Regions from separate parts of the Homo sapiens genome. Here region 2 is linked to region 1. A link is a contact called in ENCODE Hi-C or POLR2A ChIA-PET data. All regions are on one chromosome and are shown on one strand. The core of a region is the stretch at or near the end of the contact, and the rest is flanking DNA. Distances in the headings are between cores, read along the strand shown. Region 1 holds the start of CCDC134 (coiled-coil domain containing 134). Region 2 overlaps NFAM1 (NFAT activating protein with ITAM motif 1).

The links. Hi-C counts contacts between places; a loop is a spot of excess contacts on that map. ChIA-PET counts read pairs that join two places held with the same protein, here RNA polymerase II (POLR2A). Pooled maps may share reads with other maps.
Region 2: a pooled map shows a loop between it and region 1 (2.3-fold over the local background). The contact joins the enhancer-like site here to the promoter of CCDC134 in region 1. A Hi-C loop is called at or near these places in 1 of 50 pooled maps. POLR2A ChIA-PET finds 5 or more read pairs at or near these places in 3 of 52 experiments (B cell, activated CD4-positive, alpha-beta T cell and naive thymus-derived CD8-positive, alpha-beta T cell).

What each region holds. Positions count from the first base shown.
Region 1 is chr22:41,798,425-41,802,212 of GRCh38, forward strand. CCDC134 (coiled-coil domain containing 134) reads left to right here and starts at 2,255. Exons shown (of 7, transcript NM_024821.5): 1 at 2,255-2,342. MEI1 (meiotic double-stranded break formation protein 1) reads left to right here. Exons shown (of 31, transcript NM_152513.4): 31 at 830-1,030. The coding sequence ends at 875. RefSeq lists enhancers at 1,076-2,062, 1,838-1,917, 1,988-2,067 and silencers at 1,538-1,627, 2,218-2,277.
Region 2 is chr22:42,395,247-42,398,733 of GRCh38, forward strand. NFAM1 (NFAT activating protein with ITAM motif 1) reads right to left here. Exons shown (of 6, transcript NM_145912.8): 4 at 2,612-2,710. Among named protein-coding and RNA genes, the nearest start is that of LINC01315, 28 kb to the left of the region's middle. RefSeq lists a silencer at 1,577-1,871. Within about 2 kb of position 1,590, at least 9 of the 41 ENCODE cell types and tissues checked have a DNase peak (open chromatin) inside an H3K27ac peak, as active enhancers do; they include B cell, where a contact is called at or near this core.

The sequences.
Region 1 (3,788 bases), core at 1,005-3,504:
AAAATTAGCTGGGCGTGGTAGCATGAGCCTGTAATCCCAGCTACCCAGGAGGCTGAGGCAGGAGAATCACTGGAACCTGGGAGGCAGAGGCTGCAGTGAGCCAAGATCGCGCCACTGTACTCCAGCCTGGGCAACAGACCAAGACTCCGTCTCAAAAAAAAAGAAAGCTTGGGGGCCGGGCGCAGTGGCTCACACTGTAATCCCAGCCAAGGTGAGTGGATCACTTGAGGTCAGGAGTTCTGAGACGAGCCTGGCCTACATGGTAAAACCCCATCTCTACTAAAAATACAAAAATTAGCCGGGCATGGTGGTGCATGCCTGTAATCCAAGCTACTTGGGAGGATGAGGCAGGACAATCACTTGAACCTGGGAGGTGGAGATTGCAGTGACCAGAGAGCCGAGATTGTGCCACTGCACACTCCAGCCTGGGTGGCAGAGTGAGACTATGTCTCAAAAAAAAAAAAAAAAAGCAAGCTTGGGGCTGTGGCAGTGGTCAGAGACCCTCTGGTAGGTGGCTGGTTGCACCCAGAGACACTGCAGTCCAGAGATACTGCAGTCCAGAGGTGTGTGTGAGGGTAGTTTGCTTCCTCTGCACCCCTCTGGCTGCCTCCCTGGCTCTCTTCCTTGCCCCTTCCGTGCAATAGTTCCCTGTTGAATAGCAACTACCTAGCCCAGGTGTTCAGGACCCAATTTCAGAATCCATCCCACTATTCTCAGGAGCACTTCTGTTCTTGCCTGACCATTCTTGACTGTTTTGGGCTCTGGAAGTGTGATGCCCCCATGGTTGGCCCCACTTCTCTGCTGTTTTCCTCTCATGTTTTGCTGCCAGCTGCCTGGGAGGGGTGGCTGTATCCCTGTCCCACATCAGAAACTGATCCTCAGGACTTGAAGGCCCAGAAGTGGAGAGAGAATGAGACCTGGAGACAAAGGGCATAATTGTTGGGGAAATGGATGACAGCTGAAGCTATTCATATGGAGCCATATACTCTATTGTTGAAATAGAATAAGGAAATAAAATGATACACTCACATACCTGCGCGAGCTCTCCAAAAACACTGTACTACCTTGTCTACCAGGAGCTGGTTTCTCAGCCAGTTGGATAAGGGATTGTTTCAGCAAGGAGACTGATGGCCTCCTCAGGGAAGGAGGGACGGGACAGGATTTGTTCTTGTAACAGCATTCAAGGAGTCAGCTGGGTGCCTCAGCTGTACTCAGAGAACACCAGTCAGGCCATCCTGGGGCTGGCAGGGCAGAGAAAGGCCTAGGGGTTGGGGCTGCTGCGATTCAACAGCTCCCAGAGGCACTTGACCTGCTCCCTCGCCTCACGTGGAGGTGGATAGAGGTAAACTTTCCAGGCAAGGAGGGTCAAATTCTCAGCTTTCCTATCAGAACGAAACTGTCCCAGCCTCAGCCCTTGTCTGGCTAAAGTAGGTCACCTCTGTCCCTTCCCGTACAGCCGTCATCAGAACTGGTGTTTATGCACCCTCGTGGGTAGATCCTGGGAATGCATGTCCAGCTTGGTCCCCGGCATGAGGTCTGCGCTCGACAGTGCCTGCCCTGCGCCTGTTCTGGGGAGCTCAGCCCAGACCGGGCCTCCAGCTCCCTTCCCGCCCGGCAGGGGCCCCGGGCCCGGAGATGGCCACGCCACGCTGCCTTCTCGGGTCTGACTGTCCTGATCCTGCGCAAAAGTGGGGCTGCACTCGGCCTAACGAACGGACGAGGAAGCCCCCGCCGCACTTGGCTTATTAGTTGGTGGACCGGAGGGGCAAGGAGGGGATGCCCGAATCCTGCACTGAGTCTCTGAGGTCCTTAAAGAAGAACAAAAGTGCTAGTCACCGCCCACTAAACTCACGTTGCGATCTAAAGTTTAAAAACTCGGCCACAGACGACGACACAGTTTCAGGGAGGGCGCGCAGAAGGTCGCCCGGCCGACAGGAGCTGGGACCCCAGTTTGCTGATTCACGCCTTAAATTGGGCACAGACCCCACCCACAGATTTAACTTCCTCCAACACAAGCTAAATCCAGGGCCACGTACCCAGGGCCCGCAGGAGGGACAGGACGAGGATGGTGCCCACAGCGCGCTGGAGGCACGCCAGAGCCTGGAGGGGCAGGCAGGGGCGGTGGAGCGGGGCCGGAAGTGAGGCTAGCGGAGCCCCGCAGTGGCGGCTCGCGCTCATTGGCCGGGAGCAGCGCGGTGGGCGGGACGGAGCTCGGCGGTCTGCGCTCGGTTGCTAGCCGTTTGCTCCCGCTTTCAGTTGCTTTGCTGTTAGCCTGTTGGACCTTCGAGCCTAGCTGCTCGCACAGGACTCGGCCACCTGCCCTTCCTGCACCGACTGGCCAGGTAGGTGGCTGTAGGGGCCGCGGGCTGCAGGTTCCCGGGAAGGATAATGAGAGAACCGAGGGCCTCGAACCGGCTGCAGGTGGTGGGGAGGGAGTTTCGTGGACCTGGACGCCTCTGTTCCTTGAGAAGGCTCGCTCCCTCCTCCGGGAGCTCCGAAGGCTCGGGGTCAACCACCTGGGCCCCCGACCCCGGTAGCTGGCTCAAGGCCCGCCACTACCTGGTACCTCTGCAGGAGTTCAGAGCCTCATGCTGAGCCAGGAGGAGCTCCGGGTGACGCATACGGCAGGATCGGGATTGAGAGGCTGAAAAAGTGAGTTTAACAGTAGAGAAAGCAGGACCTGTCCCGCAGGCTGCTGTTCTGGCTTTTCTTTCCCACTACCTGCTTCAGTCATTGCCAGCTGTCTGGTATTCTCCTTGGCCCCTAAAGTTTTGCCCTAGCCTGGTTCTGGTTCCCTTGAGTTTGGAGCAGGAGGTGGAATGTGGAGGGTCCTGGGTGAACTTGGACTATTCCTTCTCTAGGTTTCACTTATCTCGTCTGCTTGGGGGTAGGGGGTTCTCCGGATGATCTCTGCAGCCCCTCACTGTCTGTAACTGAGCATCTCTCCCCTGGGGCAGGTGTCCTGGTAGTTCAGTAGCCAGCTCTGATCTCAGGTAGCCTGTGCTCATTTACAAAGAGTCAGAAGACAGAGCACTGGACTTAGAGCCAAACAGACACTTGGTTCAGCCTGGGAATAGCTGTGTGACTTTGGGCAGTCACCTCATTTTTCTGTGCCTTGATTTCACATTGGTAACATTGGGGAGTTGTAATCTGAGTGTGAGACCTCTCCTGACCACTTTATGTAATCTTGTACCTGACCGACACCCTCTCATCCCTCTGTGCTTATTTTACAAGTTTATTGATCAACTCTTATCCCTACTAGAGACAAGTACCATGAGTGCAGAGATTTTTGCTTATTTATTGCTGTATTCCCGCCTCTAGAACAGTGCCTAGAGTGTGGTAGGTACTGTCAACCTAAATAGCAGAGTGAGAGACTCTAAAAAAATGATGTTTACTTGGGAATAGACATTGTAGTGACAATATGTGTGCCATAGTAACCTGTGTACGTATTTGGGGAGGTAAAGGAAGACAAAGGTTTTGAAAAGGAAAAATGAGGATTACATGATTATTTTGAGATAGTTATCCTTGGCTACAAGGATGAATAGCAAGAGTGGTGCTAGTCTGAGGTTGGACAGGCAGTTGCAGGGCAGATGTCCTCACAGAAAGATTTTTCTGTGTAAGTTTGCAGTGGCCTTTGTGCAGGGTTGTGGTTTTTGCATTTTTTGTGATCTTGTTATCAGTCATTTGTGCATAAGAACCCTCTTTTCACAACCTTCCTCGGTTTTATTTGTCAGAGTTGTTGTTCTTGTTTTTTCCCATTGGAGAATCATGCTTTAAATTTGTCAGAG
Region 2 (3,487 bases), core at 340-2,839, 600 kb after region 1:
GTGGATCACCTGAAGTCAGGAGTTCGAGACCAGCCTGGCCAACATGGCAAAACCCCATTTCTACTAAAAATACAAAAAAATTAGCCAGGTATGGTGGTGGTCTCCTGTAATCCCAGCTACTCAGGAGGCTGAGACAGGAGAATCGCTTGAACAGGGGAGACAGAGGTTGAAGTGAGCTGAGATTGCACCGTTGCACTCCAGCCTGGGCGACAAAAGCAAGACTCTGTCTCAAAAAAAAATAATAATAAATATAAATAATAAAAATAAAATAAAATAATGAGGATTGGAAAGGAAAAAGTAAAACTTGCATTATTCATAGATGACATGACTGGGTTCGTAGAAAATCCAAAGGAAGGCCAGGCGCGGTGGCTCACACCTGTAATCCCAGCACTTTGGGAGGCTGAGGTGGGCGGACCACGAGGTCAGGAGATCGAGACCATCCTGGCTAACATGGTGAAACCCCGTCTCTACTAAAAATACAAAAAAATTAGCCGGGCGCAGTGGCGGGCACCTGTAGTCCCAGCTACTTGGGAGGCTGAGGCAAGAGAATGGCATGAACCTGGGAGGCAGAGCTTGCAGTGAGCCAAGATCGTGCCACTGCACTCCAGCCTGGGCGACAGAGCGAGACTCTGCTCAAAAAAAAAAAAAAAAGAAAGAAAAGAAGAAAAGTAAAGAAAGTGAAAATGGGGACAAAACCTTTACCCTAAAACCTTATCAAGAGGATTGATAAAATATAACAGGTGTAAAGTCCTGCCATGATCCCTGGCACATAGTAGGTACACAACAAATGGCTCTTGATACCATCATCGTTGTGACTGTCACTCTTCTCCGCCCAGGCCCAATCCCAGTTGGTAGACCCTTATGTCAAGGGCTTGGCAAAGTTCTATGACCTCTACTCTCCAAGCTGGCCTGCAACTCTGCAGGCAGTTAGGTCTGTTCACCTCACTCCAGAGAAGTCGGCCTGCATCCTAGAGGCTGTGAAACCCAGGCAAAAAGAAGCTCTGCTCAAAAGAGCTCTTCCGTTAAACATAATCTCATAGAAAGATATTTATTCACGTGGAAAGATGTTCATGAAAAAAATAGCTGTATTGCTCCAATTAAAAAAGAAGTATGTGTGAGTGCGTATGGGTTTCTTTGTATATATTTATAGAAAAAATACTGGAAAATATATTAGTCAATGTTCTTAGTATTTATCCTGGAAGAAGATGGGATTAGGATGCTGGTTATTTTCTTCTTTTATATATATATATATATATCTCACATATGTGTATGCTGGGGGAGAGGGAAAGTGAGAGTGAGAGGGAGAGAGAGAAATATTTTCATCTAACAGTTGACACCAGAATCCCTGGTAGGGAAAATACCACTATGAGATGCTGGGAGACAGGAGAGAGTATGAGGAAGTCTCCGGCCACGTGCAAAACCGTGGCTGACAGAAACTCCCCAGGATGGGGAAGCTGAAAGCCCTTTGAGAACCATCACATTCCACTTGGAACTGTTGGCACTGCCCCACAGGGACATTTCCTTGGCCTCGCTGCCACCCGCCCCATCCTCAGCAGACAAGGCTGTATCCTGGGCGTCCTCTGTGTGGTGTTCTGTGGCGTTATTAGGGTGAGTCAATGTTGTGGGAACAGAAACGACAGCACGTACGAGCAGAACCCAAGCACCATCGCAGCCAGGGGGCGTGCACCTGGGGGGCGTGCACCTGGGGAGCGTGCACCTGGGAACCTGCAGGGCCCCAGAAGGGCTGTGTGCCTTCCAGGCGTGGAGTGGGGAGCCCACCTGGCGGTGCCAGATCTCACGAGATGGGGACCCCAGCTGGCACTGGGTGGCATTTCTTCTTCCCTTGCTCTACTTGGAGCATATGTTGTTCGTGGAGCCGAAAGGAACGTAGCAAAAAGAGTGTTCCCAGCCCTCCCCGGCCCCAGCCGCTGGGCAGAGGGCTGCATGCTGGCTGGCTGGCCAGGCTGGGGCAGCCTGGCCTCCTCGGCCCCTACGCTGCACCCACCTTCCACTTCCTGGAGATGCACCCACATCTCCAGGAAAATTGTTTCAGAAAATGCCTACAACACAGCAGAGAGTGGAACAAACAGGGTCCCAACGCATGTCTGCGCTGTGATTGTGACCATGTAAGATAATATCTGCATGTGCCAGGAGGGGAGAGAGCAAATCATTACAAATCACTGATGTGTTAAGGGCGTGGGATGGCGCCTGACCTCTTCCTCTTTTTGTGATTTTTGTTGTTTATACAATAAAAACAGGAGGAAGTGGTAAGAGCTGTTTGGTCAGATGAAGGAGCTTTCTTCATTCTTCGCCAACTTGTGCCGTCACTACCCCTTGTCCCAGAATGAGGATCCATGCCAAGGAGGGGAACAGGGCATGGGGGGCACCTGACATTCGTATGCCTTCCAGGAGCCCTGCACGTGTCATCTCTTTTCAGCTTCAGAGAAATTCCATGAGGTAAGAATTGTTATCCCCATTTTATAGATGAGGAACTTGAGGCTAGGAGAGTCCACACAGCTGGTACAAGACTGAGCCAGACAGACCCTGGTACAAGACAGACTCTGCCTAAGGCCTGAAAGAGGTGGAGGGAGCCGGGGGCCCCGGGACTCACTGTGTAGACAGATTCTGAAGGATGCTGCTTGGGGCTGCTGGCAGATCTTGGATCTGGGCACTTCCTGGTGGGGTCCTTCCCTGGACCCCGCATCCGCTTCTGTAGGGAGAAAGGAGTCAGGGCCAGGGATGAGTGGCTCTCGTCTTCCTCCCCGCACAGACCCCCCAGGGGAAAGGATGGCAGATTGTCATGAGGTCACACAGAGATTCATCACTCAGTCCCTCCCACTCACCCTCTCCAGGGAAACATGGCAAATGCCTACAAGACCTGCATCAAGCCATTCCTGCACCTGGAGACACAGGAAATGGAAAAGGCCCACACGAGGTGATGTCCCTGGACAGAGCACCTGGCTGGTAGGGACCCAAGCTACTGGGACCAGTGCCAGTGGGGCAGGGCCCCAGGGACCGAGCCAGCAGCCATGGGTGGGCCCCTAGTGGTGCCAGCCAGGTCCAGTGTCCAGTCTTCCTCTGCTGTCACTGGCTCTGGCCTCGAGCGAGCCAGTTCCCCTCTGGGCCTTGGTTTTATTTATTATTATTATTATTATTATTATTATTATTATTATTATTATTATTTGAGATGGAGTCTCACTCTGTTGCCCAGGCTGGGGTGCAATGGTGCAATCTCAGCTTACTGCAACCTCTGCCTCCCGGGTTCAAGCGATTCTCCCGCCTCAGCCTCCTGAGCAGCTGGGACTACGGGCATGTGTGCCACCACGCCCGGCTAATTTTGTATTTTTAGTAGAGATGAGGTGTCACCATGTTGGACAGGCTGGTCTCGAACTCCTGACCTCAGGTGATCCACCGCCTTGGCGTCCCAAAATGCTGGGATTACAGGTGTGAGCCACTGCACCCGGCCATGGGTCTTGGTTTCTTCAGC